Regions from separate parts of the Homo sapiens genome. Here region 1 is linked to region 2. A link is an interaction called in ENCODE POLR2A ChIA-PET data of the cell type or tissue named here. Cell type or tissue: A673. All regions are shown on one strand. Links, peaks and the distances in the headings refer to the core of each region. The heading gives the core; the rest is flanking DNA. Region 1 holds the start of SCTR (secretin receptor). Region 2 overlaps PTPN4 (protein tyrosine phosphatase non-receptor type 4).

Region 1 (4,000 bases), core at 1-4,000, 350 kb after region 2:
GAAATGGCCAGAGGGTGGACGCTTTCATATTCCATCTTGAAGTTACAGGAAGAATGGGGGCTTATGGTGTGTGGCAAAATAGGTTGGGGGGTGGTGGAGAAGAGGAGGCCTGGCTGGTAAAGTTGGGCTTGTTATGCAGATGAAACCTCACAGGTAGCAGGCCTAAGAGAGGACAGATTGTGTGTGTGTGTGTGTCTTTCAGACAGTTAAGGTGTTGAACTCTCAGTTAACCTTTCTTAGATCTGGATATGGGAGGTTCCACAGAGAAAGCCTGGCTGCATCAGTGCAGAGTTCTCTCTCCAGATGCAATCTCCCCAGTAAAAGACAGCCTTGCAGGGCTACTTCTGTTTGGAGGCCCTCTGAACAGCCATCTCAAAATATGTCAAATAATAGAGTGAAATATTTTGTTTCCTTCACGACACAGGCTTGGGCTCAGTCCTGAATTCAAATCCTGGCTCCTCCCCTTATTAGCTGTGCTGATGGAGGCAAGCACTTATCTTTCCTAAGCCTCAAGTTCCCATCTCTTTTATGGTCTTGGAGGACTGGATATGATAACACACCCGAGCTTCCTAACAGACTCCCCAGCACACGACAGGTGGTAAATATATGGTTAGTTTTCCTACCTCTTCCCTTCTACCCCTATTGTGAAATTGTCTTAGGCAGGTTTTAAGGACCTTTCAGGGAGCACTTCAATCCCTTTTCTCAACTCTCTGAGAGGCAGAGCTTCCCATTTAAGCAAGAATGGCTTGCTACAGGCCAGAAATGTATTGAATTGCCCAGAACTAATGTTGTTTTGTTTTTTCATCAGATATCACGAAGCTCTGGTATAAAGCACGGATTGCATTTTTGTGTTGTTTTCTTTTTATTTATTTCAACGCCAAACAGCCATACGCAGCGTTGTTACAGAAAACATTCAAACAACACAGAAATCTGTATAGTAAAAATTGCAAGTCCTTACCTCAGGCACTTTGCGATGGATATTTAGGGTGCTGCGGTTCAAGCAGCCTAGGAAATAACATTTTTCTTTCTAGCCTGAAACTTGAACCAATTGAGAAATAAGATCAAGACAGATGCGGCCAAATATCACTTTATAAAGTCAGTATTGCAGAATGTGGTTTATACTTGTAGGCAAGTGGGTTTCCTAACTAAACCCCAGAATTAGAGAGACAACAGTTCATACTGGACCAGTTCCAGTAGAGCCTCGACCACTAATCACAGCCTGGCCCAGGGAAATCCAGTTACAGGCTCTCTGTAGGGGGGCACACTGTCAAAGGAAGGAGAGAGGAGGGGACCGAACTCATGCCAGTTCCTTATTCCAAATGCATCAATCATGTAAGCTGGCCTCACCTGTGTATACGTGCCTGCATGCATGCTTGCGTGTGGGTGCACATGAGAGAGAGGTGGGGGATAGACAGACAGAGAGAGGGAAGGGGTAGAAACAAGTCAGGAGCATTATAGTAATGACTGCTGCCCATGAGAAAGAAAGAAATAAGGGTGATTCCCTTTCCCCATATATCATCTCGTTTCCTGCCACTGTCATAGTGCTTCCGCAAACATCCTTGCACATTTCATTAGGCCCTTGGGTGAGTATTTATGTAGAAAGAGTTTCTAGCAGGGGGTTGGTGATTATGTATACTTTAGGTTTGATGTGTACTGAGCATTGGTTTTGGACCTAGGAGCTGAATGGATTTTCCTCCCTTTTATTTCTGCTGGGATTTACCAGCCTCAATTTACTAATAGTCTCTTCCGGTAGGGAAGGCTGCTAAGGACAACACATTGTTACCTTAACAGCTGCATGGCCTTCTGCGTAAGGGCCAGTTACAGAGAGTCGGGTCAGCCATGTAAGGGTAGATTCAGGCTTTCCTGTCTGAGCCTCTGAGTTGCAGTACCCAGACATGTAATGAATCCTCCTCCACCTCCAATGCCCTCCTCTGTCAAATGGACATCGTATCACCTAGGGGTGTGAGGGAGAATTAAATGAGCTGATGTACTTAAAGTGCCTGGGAGAAAGATCAAGAAAGGAGGAGAGAGAAGAAGGAAGGGAGTGGGCACCAGTGCAGACTAAGGAAAATTGAGTTTGCAAGACCCATCTAGTGCTGGGCCCAGTGGCTCATGCCTGTAATCCCAGCACTTTGGGAGGCCGAGGTGAGAGGATCTCTTGAGCCCAAGAGTTCAAGACCAGCCTGGGCAACATGGTGAGACTCTCTTTTTTATGTAACAGTAAAAAAGGGCCATCGCCCTGTACTAAGAGGCCAAAAGAGACGCCTTGTACTAAGAGGACGTCTTGTACTAAGAGACGCCTTGTACTAAGAGGCCAAAAGCAAACCTCCAGGATACACAGCACCGATGGAGAGGGCTACTGGGACTACCTGCCTGAGGCTTAAATAGCCTCCCAGGGGGTTCATCCTCAGGACGGTCCCCAGATGCCTGAGTGTACCACAGATCCTCCTTGGTCATCATCAAAGGAGGAGTTCATGGGAGTGAAACTTCATGGAATTAGCGCTAATGACTTCAATAATGAAAAAATCGGAAATAAAGTGCAAGGTAGCTATCGGGGGGAATAGATGCAATGGGCCTCGACTGTGTGACAACTTTCAGTCCGAGAGTGGGTATTATCAGACGTGTTGTTAGGGATGAGAAAGCCGAGGCTTACAAAGGTGACCTAAGTTGCCCACCGGCCCCCAGCGAGCTTGCGCTTTCTGTCCGTGGACTCCAGAGACAGTGCTCTTTCCGGACCCGGGGTTGGGCGGGATTGCCGCGTAGAAGGCTAAGCCAGCGTGCCCTCTCCTGGCCTCCTCCAGCTTGGGCCCAGCCTGCGGGAGCCGACTCCGGGTCCCCGCGCCCTCCCTCTGCCTCCTCCCCTGCCAGCCTCCGCGCCGACCCCGCGCCAGTCCCTGCCGGGTGGAGGAGGCGCGCCGGCAAAGCCGCGTCCTGATCAATGGGGCGGGCGGCTTAGCGCGCGCGGCCACCTGGTCCGAGGAGGAGCAGTCCCGGGGCCCGCCGCAGGTCGGGTGGCTCAGCCATGGCTCCTCGGGGCGCAGCGGCCGGCCGGAGCCCGGGACCCTGCGCGGGGCGCTGAGCTCCCGAGCGGGCAGAGGGCACGGGCAGGCGGACGTCGGGGCGCCCTCGGGGAACGTGCGGGCACCATGCGTCCCCACCTGTCGCCGCCGCTGCAGCAGCTACTACTGCCGGTGCTGCTCGCCTGCGCCGCGCACTCGGTGAGTACTGCGCCCTTCTGCAGGCTGGGGACCCGAGGGAGCGACAGTCTCGCCCTTTCTCCGGCCTCGGGCAGGATGCAGGTGGAGAGGGACTAGCAGATCTTCCCATGAGGAATAGGGACTCTTCCCTCCCAATCCTCCCAACATTAATCTCTCCCAGCTCTTCTCCGGAGGGACCCTTTCCCAAAGAAAAACATCGTGCGCGCCAGACGAAGGCGGCTCTAAGATGAATCCCTGTGCCCACCACCGACCCCTTCCTCTGGTCTGGCTTCTGAAACTCTCCTACACGGAAATTCTGGAGCCGCCCGTGGCAGTGCCTACTGTGTCCTGGGCGCTTTGCCTCCAATCTTTCCTTGAAACCTGGTAATCACCTTTCGAGGCTGCTATTATCACCGTCACTTTACAGACAAAGAAAGGAAAGGAAAGGAGAGGAGAGGGGGAATAAAAATTCTTGCTGCAAGTCAGAAAAAGAGGATTGGAACCCACATCAGTATCAGTCTGCCCCCAAACCTTGACATTTTCACACTCACGGGCTGCGGATGGGAAAACCTGAGGGAGCTCTGGCAGGAGCTTCTGGGTCTGCGATGGGACCGCCTGCCGCTCTCCCCACACCGTCTCGTGTGGGATGCGGCTCCCTAATGTCTGCGTGCCTGGTGGCTCCAGGGCGCTGCTGTTCCCCAAAGCCAGGTCCTGGCAAGGGGCTGGAGGAGGAAAATAATAATAATAATAATAATAATAATAATAATAATAATAATAATAATAGCGGCAGGATGGGTGGTTTG
Region 2 (11,811 bases), core at 3,218-7,217:
AAATGCTATTCTTCTTTTGATTTTCTGCAACCACTTAAAATCTACATAACAATCTTAGCCTGTGGGCCATATAAAAATAGGCAATAGGGGCTGGGCGTGGTGGCTCACGCCTGTAATCCCAGCACTTTGGGAGGCCAAGGCAGGCGGATCACGAGGTCAGGAGATCAAGACCATCCTGGCTAACACGGTGAAACCCCATCTCTATTAAAAATACAAAAAATTAGCCAGGCATGGTGGCGGGCACCTGTAGTCCTGGCTACCGGGAGGCTGAGGCAGGAGAATGGCATGAACCCGGGAGGCGGAGCTTGCAGTGAGCTGAGATCGCGCCACTGCACTCCAGCCTGGGCAACAGAGCGAGACTCCGTTTCAATGGCCATGGTTTGTTATCCTGTTTTAGATACATGAGTTATTAGTAAAAGAAAGTAAGTTTTCTTAATAATAACAACAGCTAACATTTCTTCAGTGCCTACAATGTGCTATGTATGGTTTTGAGAACCTTATGTATATAAACTCATTTAAGACCTACAGTAACTCCAGAGATAGATACTTTTATTATCCCCAGTTTACGTAAGGAAACAGAGAAGAAGAGGCATAAAACAGTTTGGCCAAGGTTATAAGATAGTAAGTAATCTTACAGAATTTCAAACCAGGCAGTCTGGCTCTTTAGTTCAGACTCTTAGCCAATACGCAACACTGCCTTAGTTTTTCCCTGAGTATTCTGAATTGTATATTGAAGCACAACTGAATTCTGAACCAATAAACAATATTACTTTCTATTCAAGGCAACAAATCTCTTTTGAAAAAATAATATATAAAATTATACTCACACAAAAAAATCAAAGTTGAATGAATATTGTTAATGAATGAATATTGATAAGGTTAAGTATCTCTTATCTGAAATGCTTGGGATCGTAAGTGTTTCAGATTTCAGATTTTTTCAAGTTTTGAAATATTTGCATATACTTAATGCAATATCTTGGTATAGAAACCAAGTCTAAACATGAAATTTATGTTTCATATACACTTTATACACATAGCCTGAAGGTAATATTATATAATATTTAAAATAATTCTGTGTATGAAACAAAGTTTTCACCGAATGTTGACTGAAACCCATTACATGGGATCAGGTGCAGAATTTCCCACTGTGGTGTAATGTCAGTGCTCAAAAAGTTTTAAATTTTAGAGCTCTCTGAATTTCAAACTCTTGGGTTAAGGATGTTCAACCTGTACTGTTCTTAAAGAAATATTTTTTAAAAATTAATTCAGTATTATATAGAGTTCCTGTTCTCCTCTTGGCTCACTACCAAGGAGAATCAAGTCCTTTATACCTAAAAACTGAGAAAGAATTACTAAGCAGACTGATCTCTATATTGTGACTATACTGTTTATATTCTAAAATTATTTAGACTATTACACAATAGCAAATAAATATCTGTTTACAGATAGCTTAATGGCTCTGAATAGAAATGAAAATGAGCTTCATATATTCTATGAAATCGTTTTTTAGCATAGATCACCTATATTTCTTTATGATAATATTATTTTAGGTAACAGTAATTGTTCTATATTAAATACAGCCATCATATTAGAATTTCAAACATTTCTCTAGAAAGAATGCCATTAAGAAGTTTATCAAATAAAAAACTAAAAAACTCTTACATGTGTTGCTGATGTAATTTTGCAATTTCTTTTTCAAAATCTTGAGGTTGATTAGGAATGAAAGAATAATCTGAGAGGTAGCCTGACAAGTTCTCTGACTGATCGTAGTCTCCAAGTTCAGCTAATAATGAAAGGAAAACATTCACATTTTAATAAACAAATTTTTAAATTATTATAGTCAAATCAGCGATGCCATTAATTCTATTTCTGGATGTAAAATACTTATGTTTCTAATATAACCACTTAAGCAAGCCACAGCAATCCATTTAACATTCTTCTTGGTCTCAATTTCAGAGGAAATTTTTTCAAAAATCATAGTAATTGCTAACTAACTGGAGATTTCATTACATTTCCACTGCAGTCACTATTTTCTATATAGCAACATTTCTAAAGAACTCCCACATTGAAGCCAATGTACTAGCAACACAAACCACAGTTATATGCTATTTGACCTAAAAATGGGCTGATACTTACACTGAACAGCAAATGAAGCTAAAAGGGCAGCAGTATTAGAAGGACAGGGTAATCTAATAAAACAAAACAAAAATACACAACCGAAGGTTAAACATAGCAATTTCAAAAGTGCTATAATTTGTTAAACAATCACACTTGAAGTTTCATGTGATTTGATTTTAACTGTTAAGAAATAAACTTATCTGATGAAAGGAATTCACACTACATGTAACCTTCTTAAATAATTTGTTTGCAATGACCATGAATTACTTAACACAGATTTAAAAAGTATTTTTAAAGTCCATTACAAAAAATTTTTTAAGAAATTTAAAGAGCCCACCTTCCAGTAAGAATGTCTTGTTTAATTTGCAAAAAATACTGGTACCTTAAAAACAAACAAACAAAAAGGATAGCATTTAATAGAATTGTAACAATTTCAATTCTAAGAAACTGTATACTTACATTAACAAATAAACATATTTAAATATTTGCTTTTATAATTTACATATTAAAACATGTAAAGTAGTTTAAAAATAAGATTTCATAAGCTCATGAATCTAAATCTTTAAAACTCTTTGATGTATGAAATTTGTATTTCGAATGTCTTGTTTCCACTAGCTTCCATTATAGAAGCCCTCAAGATTTCAAATAGTTACATGACAGAGGGAGAAATACTCTTGAGGGTTGGTATATGCAGAAAGAAGTGGGAAGCATAGAAAACCTGAGTATCACAAACATGGAAGAGCATTGTAAGCAATGCACTAGAGACCAGCGATGATTTTCGCTGGTCTGAGATAGAAAGCCAGCTACAAGGACAGGCCAGCGTTTTGATCATTTTATCATCAGATGGCAGGAAGCTGCCTGTTACAGAAAAGCACCTATACACTTCCATGTGAATTAAGGAAGTCTCTCTTTGATTGGCGGGGCAGGGGAAGAATACTTTTGTCTACTATTGTTAGAATTGTCAAGTATTCAATTTCCTGTGAAACCAACAAAAACTTAGGTTTTCTTTAACAAGCCTGCTGTCATTGCTTACAAGATAGCATTGTCCTTTGGTCTCTGCTAGTGGGTAACCCACTCAAAGATTTGTCAATACTTGGGCAAAGTCACCTGTGTTGTATAGGGGTGGCAGAAGACCAAACTTTTTGGTTTTAAATGTTTAACCAGGAAATCTTAAGATTTTTTATTTCACTAAACTAAAAAAAGTACATATTCCAAGAGTCAAAAGTCATTAGAAATTCTAGTTTGGCTGATTAAGTCACTGAAGAGCTCCATGACAATATTCAAATTACCAAAGAGGTTTTCAGAGAATCAGATATTCATTACAAAAAAAAAGAATACAAACATCCTGGCTTCATATATAACTTCTTGTGAGGCTTAGTGCATAATATTATAAATATAATCTATTTACTCAATCCAAGACAGTATATTTCTATCAGGCCTGTTTTGGTTTAATAATTCAAAGTTATCTGGGAGGCCGAGGCGGGCAGATCACAAGGTCAGGAGATCGAGACCATCCTTCCTGGCTAACACGGTGAAACCCCATCTCTACTAAAAATACAAAAAAAAAAAAATTAGCCAGGCGTGATGGCAGGCACCTGTAGTCCCAGCTACTCGGGAGGCCAAGGCAGGAGAATGGCGTGAACCTGGGAGGCAGAGCTTGCAATGAGCCGAGATCGCGCCACTGCACTCCAGCCTAGGCGACAGAGTGAGACTCTATCTCAAAAAAAGAAAAAAAAAAAAATTCAAAGTTAAAGGTTCCTGGTAAGAAACAATCTTATAGTCAGGATTTAAAGGTCATGCATATCCTTGCCATAATATTGTAAATCTGACATAAATAATGCCTATACTTGCCAAATTTTACTTACATACTCATTTAACCAAGAGGCAAGAACTTAACTGTTAAAAGTAGAAACCAGAATTCAAGTCCTAGGCAAAACTAGCCTGTGATCTTGGGCAAATTAGTTAAAATGTGGCTGAGCCTTAGTTTCTACATTTGTAAGAAGAAAGTAGTATCAACTTGCCTAGTATATGTATCTCAGGAATTGGAAAAATTCAGTTCTAATGATGCTAGCACCTGCTAAAAGTAAACGGTGTTTAACCTGGTGAACCTGTTTGACTCCATTCTTTCCCGCCCCCCACCCCCCCATAATTTCAAAATTAAAGGAATATTTTTCACTAATTAAACTAAACTAATTCATTAGTTAAAGGGATATTTTAAAAATTAATTTAGTATTACATAGAGTTTATTTTCTCCTCTTGGCTCACTACCAAACAGAGTCAACTTTCATATAGCTAAAAACTGAGAAAGAATTACTGAGCAGATTCATCTGCATATTGGGAATATACTATTTACATTCTTGAAATCTCAAGGTAAGGAGGTGCAGCAGATTTCCTGTTTCCTGGGGTCTAAACTAGTTCTGAAAACTTAGCAGCTGTGGCAGAAGGTGCACTGTTACTAATCATAACCATCACATTAAGGCTACTCAAGCATTAAAGCTTTGGCTAATATGTAGCCTTGGCTATATATTAGAATCATTTGGGGGAACTTGTGCATGCCTATGCTCAGGTCCCATCTAAGACCTGTTCAATCAGAATTATCTAGGGATGTGGCCAAGACATCATTATGGTTTTAAAGCTCCCCCAAATGATTCTAATTTCTAATCAGAGTAGAAAAATCACTGATATACACTATGGTAGTAAAATTTACAAAAAACTAGACATTTACCCCATTTTACCAAACAATACCAGTTATAAGATTCCATAACATTCCATTATAAAAGGGTCTGAGAGCAAATTAATTCCTTGACTACCATCAAACTTGATTTTACTTTCTTCTGCTTCAGGCAGTTATTTCAACTTATTAGTGAAACATATTTATTTCCTTATTATGTTTTCAATGCAGGCTATAAAAGAATCAACACATTCTACCTCCATTCAGAAATTCAAAGACAGTTTTTCAAGTGAAGTACATTATAAACATAGTTTTAACTGACAATATTTTAAGGGCTACAATATTAAGCTAAGGTGTATACATATAACACGACTTTGTTTTTCATTTTTGTTTTTTTTTTTTTTCAGACGGAGTCTCACTCTGTCGCCCAGGCTGGAGTGCAGTGGCGTGATCTCGGCTCACTGCCAGCTCTGCCTCCCGGGTTCATGCCATTCTCCTGCCTCAGCCTCCCCAGTAGCTGGGACTACAGGCGCCTGCCACCACACCCGGCTAATTTTTTGTATTTTTAGTAGAGATGGGGTTTCACCGTGTTAGCCAGGATGTTCTTGATCTCCTGACCTCGTGATCCGCCCACCTTGGCCTCCCAAAGTGCTGGGATTACAGGCGTGAGCCACTGCACCCGGCCACAACTTAGTTTTTCAAGAGGAATTAGCTTGGATTCTACTAATAGTTGCAAGCATTAGGATTACATAATCCAGAGACTACATTACTGAGTTCTCCCATTTGTTAAAAAAAAAAAAAAAAAAAGGAACACCTGCGCACCCACCCCAAAACACACTGACTGAAAAGAAATCTCTAGAATTTCAATCTAATTTTTCTCACTTGGTTTACTACTGAAAACTCTGCAAACACCTTAGAACTGGCAGCTGCAGCTAATTAAATAATTTATCCTTTTGTTTCTCTACTCCAAGACAGTATCCTAAATGATAACCAATACATTAAAATTTAACATCCCATCTATAGGTAATTTTAGGTATGGATTTTTTAATTTTGACACCTATCTTTTAGAGTAATTCTGAATGTAGTCACTGGCCTATATTCTTATATCTGAGAATTTTACAGAGAGTATAACATGCTAATTTTTAACTGTCTTTGTAAAATAACTCATTACTAATTCTGTCTTTCAGGCAACACACAAGGTTGTCATTCAGGTTAATACTGACAGTTACTACACTGTTGGTATTTCTCCATTTCTACCTTCAATATTTCACCCTATAATCAAGAACATTATCAAAATGTTCATCTGGATCATTCATGTGTATATACTCTGTCAAGTCGAAATGACCATAAAATTAGATAGTAACATAAGCTGAGACTTAAAATGGAGAGTCAAGTGGGCATGTAAAGGCCTCAACATGCTAGTGCACTCTCTGCAACATCCTTTATAAACTCCATTATATTTTTTTGGAACCAAAGATTAAAAACACATAGGGGACAAAAGGTACCTACTGACCCGCAAATAATGGTTATATATTTTATAAATTCTATGTTCTCCCCAATAAAAAAAGATACTAGAATATGCTTTCACATGGGAAAAAAAAAACCCAAATTTCTCACCACACAGCATCCTTTGGATACAATTTCAGCACATTTGATGACCTCAATTAATTATAGCCACACTTAAGCAGTGTTCACAAGTAGAAATTTTTAATATTTACATGGTTCAGGAAGCTGGGGCTGGACTGGGCAGCCCTGAGGTTCTAAATCCCCTTACACTCTCCCAGCCATCCAAAAAAGGAGGAAAACGTTATCTTGGAATAGCCATAACTTATTCTGTGTACTGACTGGAAAGCTCAGAATTACACCACAGTAATTTCTTTTTGCCTAATTAATTTCAAAATTTCATATTAGAGTTTTGACAATATTTTCAAGAAAAATATATCCATAAACCCACCTTGTATATTCTTCTTGTAACTTGTTGGGGTCACTTACAAAAAATTTGACTCTAAAGTTCAAACTGTAAGGAGATCCTCCTAGAATTAATAAAAGTAGTTCTAATTAATCAGACTATATTAATCCTTTATCTTTATAAAGTAAACTTGCAAAACATTAAGTAAATATGTATGCTCACTCTTTAGCTGCTTCCTTATTGGTTTGTTTGGATCCAGCCACCTCTGAAAAATAAATAAATAAAACTGATTTCTTTTTTCCTTGAGGAACTACTATATTGATTCTTGCAAATCTGTTCCATTTGGAGATTAATGCTAAAAGCTGCATTTCAGAAAAGGCCCAGGTAGGAAAAAAATCATTGCATTACAGACAATATTTTTCATATCAAATGTAATAAAATTATGCTAGAAATTAGTGAATGTGTTAATATTAAGATTTTGATTTGACTTTTCCATCAAACAGTACAATGTGCAACAACCTCTATTTCATAAGTAAAGATAGTTAATAATTGCAGCAACCTGAAGTGAATGTGAAGTGATTCACATTAATCTAACTATATTTCTTAAAAGTCTGGCAAGTTTTCAAAATTCTCTTCACCCTTCACGCACACACACACACACACACACACACACACACACACACACACACATGCTCTTGGGCTTTATACTCATTCAGGCAAAATTCTACTACAGAACTTGAAAATCCACTGAGGAGAAATTTTATAACATTTGCCTCATTCCTTTAAAAATAAAATACCTCCCATTTGAAAAAAACCCACCAATTTTTAAAGATATAATGTTTAGTTTTGAGAATGATTGATTTTTATGTGTGAGAAATTTTAAGCAGTTTCAATACTTCTGAAGGCCAGTTTAGCTCTATTTCTGGACAATTAGGACTGAATTCAGAAAAACTTCAACTGCTAACATGTTTCAATTAAAAAAAAATCAAAGAACCCAAAATGAGGTACTAGATGTGGTAGTATTTTCCAAGTAAGTTTATGTATCATTATTTATAAACCTAACTTCTACCACCCATAATTAAATCCAGGCAGAACACATAGATTTTTAATAATAAATAAATGGCTGGGAGTAATTAACAATGATTTCCTCTCCACTGTCCATAACATCCAACACATCAAATCCAACTGAGTCTATCTGCAAACTGTATCTAGAATTTATCAATTTATCATCCTTATCTCTCTAGTCTAAGCTCTATCGCCTCTTAATTGCTCTCCCAGTTGATTTTCTCATCACCATGTCCCTCTTCATGCTCCATAAAGAAGCAAGAATAGTCCTAAAACATAACTTTGAGTATGTCACTCATTTGATTAACACTTCTTGATAATTTCTCAGTACTAGATCCAAAGTCCTTACACTACAGCTTGTATGGTCTCTTCTTACCTCTTCCACCTCAGCTTACTAAATTCCAGCCATAATGGCCTCCTTTCTGTTTCTGAAAGATGCCATCATAAGGCCCTCAATTTCAAGCTTCCCTTTCACAGAATGCCCTCTAGATTTCCTACAGTACTCTTCATTATCCGTAAGTCTCAGCTTAAAGCCTGCCACCTCAGAAAGGCCTTCAACTGACCACCCTACCAAAAGTATGTCGTACAGCTCCCATTTAACAAGTAAGGAACATTATATCCCTTCATTACATTACCTCAATTAAGTTTGTTTCACCTTTTGTCTTTTTTTGTCTGACTCCTTCATTAGATTATAATGAAACCAGGGATAAAAGCTGTTTCAGTCAATACTGTAGAGTCAGCACCTAGCACAGGGCTTGACATAATATGAGTTAAAAATACTGTCAAAAGCAGTGGCACACACCTGTAATCCCCTGTCTCAAAATAAGAAAGTAAGCAAAGTAAATAAGTAAATAAATAAATAAATAATTTACTGAAGGACTAAACCTGCTGAATGACTCAATAGCTGGGGGTAGGGTTTTCAGCCCTGTTTAATAAACTTCTTTCCTCAATCATCTACCATTTATCCACCTTCCCATCCATCTATCTATTAATCTAGTGATTTTTGTTCTTCATATCTTCTAGGAAAAGTCATAAATTATATCCACTTTAATGACTGTCTACAATCAAAATTTCAGATCAATTAATCTATTGAAAGCTTGTCTTCCTCATTCAGTTCTCCTTCAAAATATTCTGGTAAAAGAAATACAAACACATTTACATACACAGATGTGTCAAGCTGACATAGCTTAGAAGTACAAAGATAAGCACTGAGAAATTTAATTGCTCTCATCAATGATATCAGTGAGATAGGGTTAAGGTTCTTGGTTTAAACCAGGAAGATGGAACAGTGCTATAACAAGCACTACTGAATGGTAAAAATAGCATTCATTGTAAAAATCCATCAAGTTGCAAAACAAACTAGGAAAAAACATAATATATAAACAAGTTCTACACATCAATAAGAAAAAACTGACACTAATAGAAAAACAGGCAATGAATAAGAATGCAAGTTCACAATCAAGGAACTACAAATGGCATTTAAGTATATGACAAGATAGTCAATCTTGATCATAATTAGAGAAATACAAAAGTAATCTACATTGGGTTATTATTTTTCAACAGTAATATTGGGCAAAGACTAAAACGTTTGATGACACACACGTGAGAAGAACAGGCACTCTCATACATAGCTTCTGAAAGTATAAATTGTACCATCTCAATGGAGGATAACTTGGCAAAATTTATCAAATTATAAAATGCATATGCCAAGACTCAGCATTATTTTTATTATTTTTAGTGAGACATATTTCACGCACCACAAAATTTACCATTTTAACATGTATGTGTCATTATACTTTAGTATATTCCCTACGGTGTGCAACCATCATCACTATCTAATTCCAGAATATTTCCATCACCCTCAAAGGTAATCTTGTACCTATTCGCAGTCAGTCTCAATGTACCCTTCCCTGTTGCCCCTAACAATCACTAACCTACATTCTGTCTCTACAAATTTACCTGTTTTGAACATTTCGTAAGAATGGAATCATACAACAGGTTGCCTTTTGTGTTTGTCTGCTTTCACAGACAAGGTTTTCTTGGTTCATCTACATTGTGGCATGTAACAATAACTCATTCCTTTTTATGGCTGATACTGGGTTGTGTCTACTTTTCGACTATTATGAATAATACTGCTATGAACATTTGTGTACACATTTTTGTGTGAACACATGTCTTCAATTCTCTTGGGTACATGCCTAGGAGTAGTATTGTTGGGTCACAGGATAATTGTATATTTAACTTTTTGAGAAACTGCCAAACTTGTTTCCACAATGGCTGTACCTTTTACATCTCCAATATCAATGTATAAAGATTTCCATTTCTTCACTTCCTCATCAACACTATCTTTAAAAAATTATAGCCATCCCAATGAGTGTGCTGTGGTATGCCATTCCTTTTTATTGCTGAATATTTCATTGTATAGCTATACCATATTTGGTTTATCTAGTCATCACTTGATGGACATTTGGATTGTTCCCATATTTTAGTTATTATGAATAATGTTGCTATGAACATCTGTGTATAAATTTTTGTGTGGACATACATTTTCAAGTCTCTTCAATATATATCTGGGAGTGGAACTGCTTAAAGTAACTGTTTTAATACATCTTGAAATCACATATGATAAACCCTTAATTTTGTTCTTATATAAATGAGCATTGGGGTTATATCACTACCTATATTTAGTTACAGACTGCATTTTCTTTGCCAAGAACTGCTGTACTAGCTGGATTACTGTGCTACATCTGAGAAAAGCTGAACTGTCTGCAATACAATATATATGAATTTTAAATGTCATAATATTTTATTAGAAACTATAACTATCTAGTTAACACTGATAGCTAACAAGAGACGGTACTACATCATCAACCCCATTCATGAAGGAGTGTCTACTTAGGGATGGAGCTCTGTTTCTAATCTTTTCAAACCTTTCAAAGCGATTAGACATTGCTAATCGGTTACCTGATGACTCATGGTTTCTAATCTTTTCAAAGCCAATTTCCCATTCTTTTCCCTGGGAAGAATCTCTTGTTTACTCTATATACTGCTTCACATGACAAAGTTAATTTTTGTATCTGCCAAAACGTAGTAATAAAATTTCTACATTTGAGATCTGCATGGTTTCTACTAAGAAATCCACTGGTTATTTCATTGAGGTGCACTTCTATGTGACAAGTCACTTTTCTCTTTCTCTTGCTGCTTTCAAAACTCTTTCGACCATTTTCATTGTACTTGGAGTTCAGTGAGCTTCTTCTATTTGCATATCTGTATCTTTCTGCAAATTAGGGGAAAGATACATGGCAAGACCACGTCTCTACAAAAAAAACAACAACAACAACAAAAAAAAAAAACCCAGAAAAAATTAGCCAGATGTGGTAGTGCATGCCTATAGTCCTGGTTACTCGGGAGGCTAGGAGGTTGAGGTTCAGTCTGAGAGGCTGAGGCTGCTGTAAGCCATGATCGCACCACTGCACACTGCACTCCAGTCTGGGTGACAGAGCAAGACCTTGTTTCAATCAATCAATAAAGTAATTTAACTCCAAACTGTTCAGGGTTCCTATTGTAAATAGCCTTGGTCTTAAAGAAAATATAATTTGGACAAATTACAGCCATATATTTATTTCTTCATCTGTTTCAGTATCACTTTGGAGATTAAATTCTAGCTTATATTCTTTTCCACAGTATCAAGTTTTAGATGTATACTTTTTTCCCTTAACTCATTCATTATTTGAAGCCTATTTTCTATAAGGCACTGTGTCAGGTACTGGGGTGATATAAGTTCAAAACATGGTCCCTATCCTCAAAAACTGGTAAGTCATGAAACATATCACCTCAAGAAAGTATCATCACTGCTACAGATAAAAAAGAAAGAGGTAAACTGTACCTGGGGAGTAGTGGTAGTCAGGAAAGGCTTGAGAGGGAAAGTGACTTTTACTCTGAGTCTTAAAAAATGTGAAGGTAAGAGGGGTAGGGTAAAAGATGTGACGGGAGTGAAGGATGTGAGTTAAAGGTAAGATATTTCAGGAAGAGAAAGTATTTATGCCCA

Evidence for each region. ChIA-PET counts read pairs that join two places held together with the same protein. Peaks named below come from ENCODE experiments on the same cell type or tissue, not always from the same donor. Only the 100,000 strongest peaks of a DNase experiment are listed, where the experiment ranks them.
Region 1: POLR2A ChIA-PET joins it to region 2 with 6 read pairs; 2 of 35 experiments call an interaction of 5 or more read pairs at or near these places.

Annotation. Positions count from the first base shown.
Region 1 is chr2:119,523,373-119,527,372 of GRCh38, reverse strand. SCTR (secretin receptor) reads left to right here and starts at 2,890. Exons shown (of 13, transcript NM_002980.3): 1 at 2,890-3,218. The coding sequence starts at 3,147. In A673, for the core only: no CTCF peak of the experiment used is centred there; DNase peaks (open chromatin) are centred at 1,242 and 1,582; H3K4me3 peaks cover 653 bases; H3K27ac peaks cover 2,663 bases.
Region 2 is chr2:119,872,475-119,884,285 of GRCh38, reverse strand. It overlaps PTPN4 (protein tyrosine phosphatase non-receptor type 4), which reads right to left. Exons shown (of 27, transcript NM_002830.4): 4 at 6,921-6,963; 5 at 6,744-6,822; 6 at 2,456-2,500; 7 at 2,137-2,189; 8 at 1,663-1,783. Among named protein-coding and RNA genes, the nearest start is that of PTPN4, 120 kb to the right of the region's middle. In A673, for the core only: no CTCF peak of the experiment used is centred there; no DNase peak of the experiment used is centred there.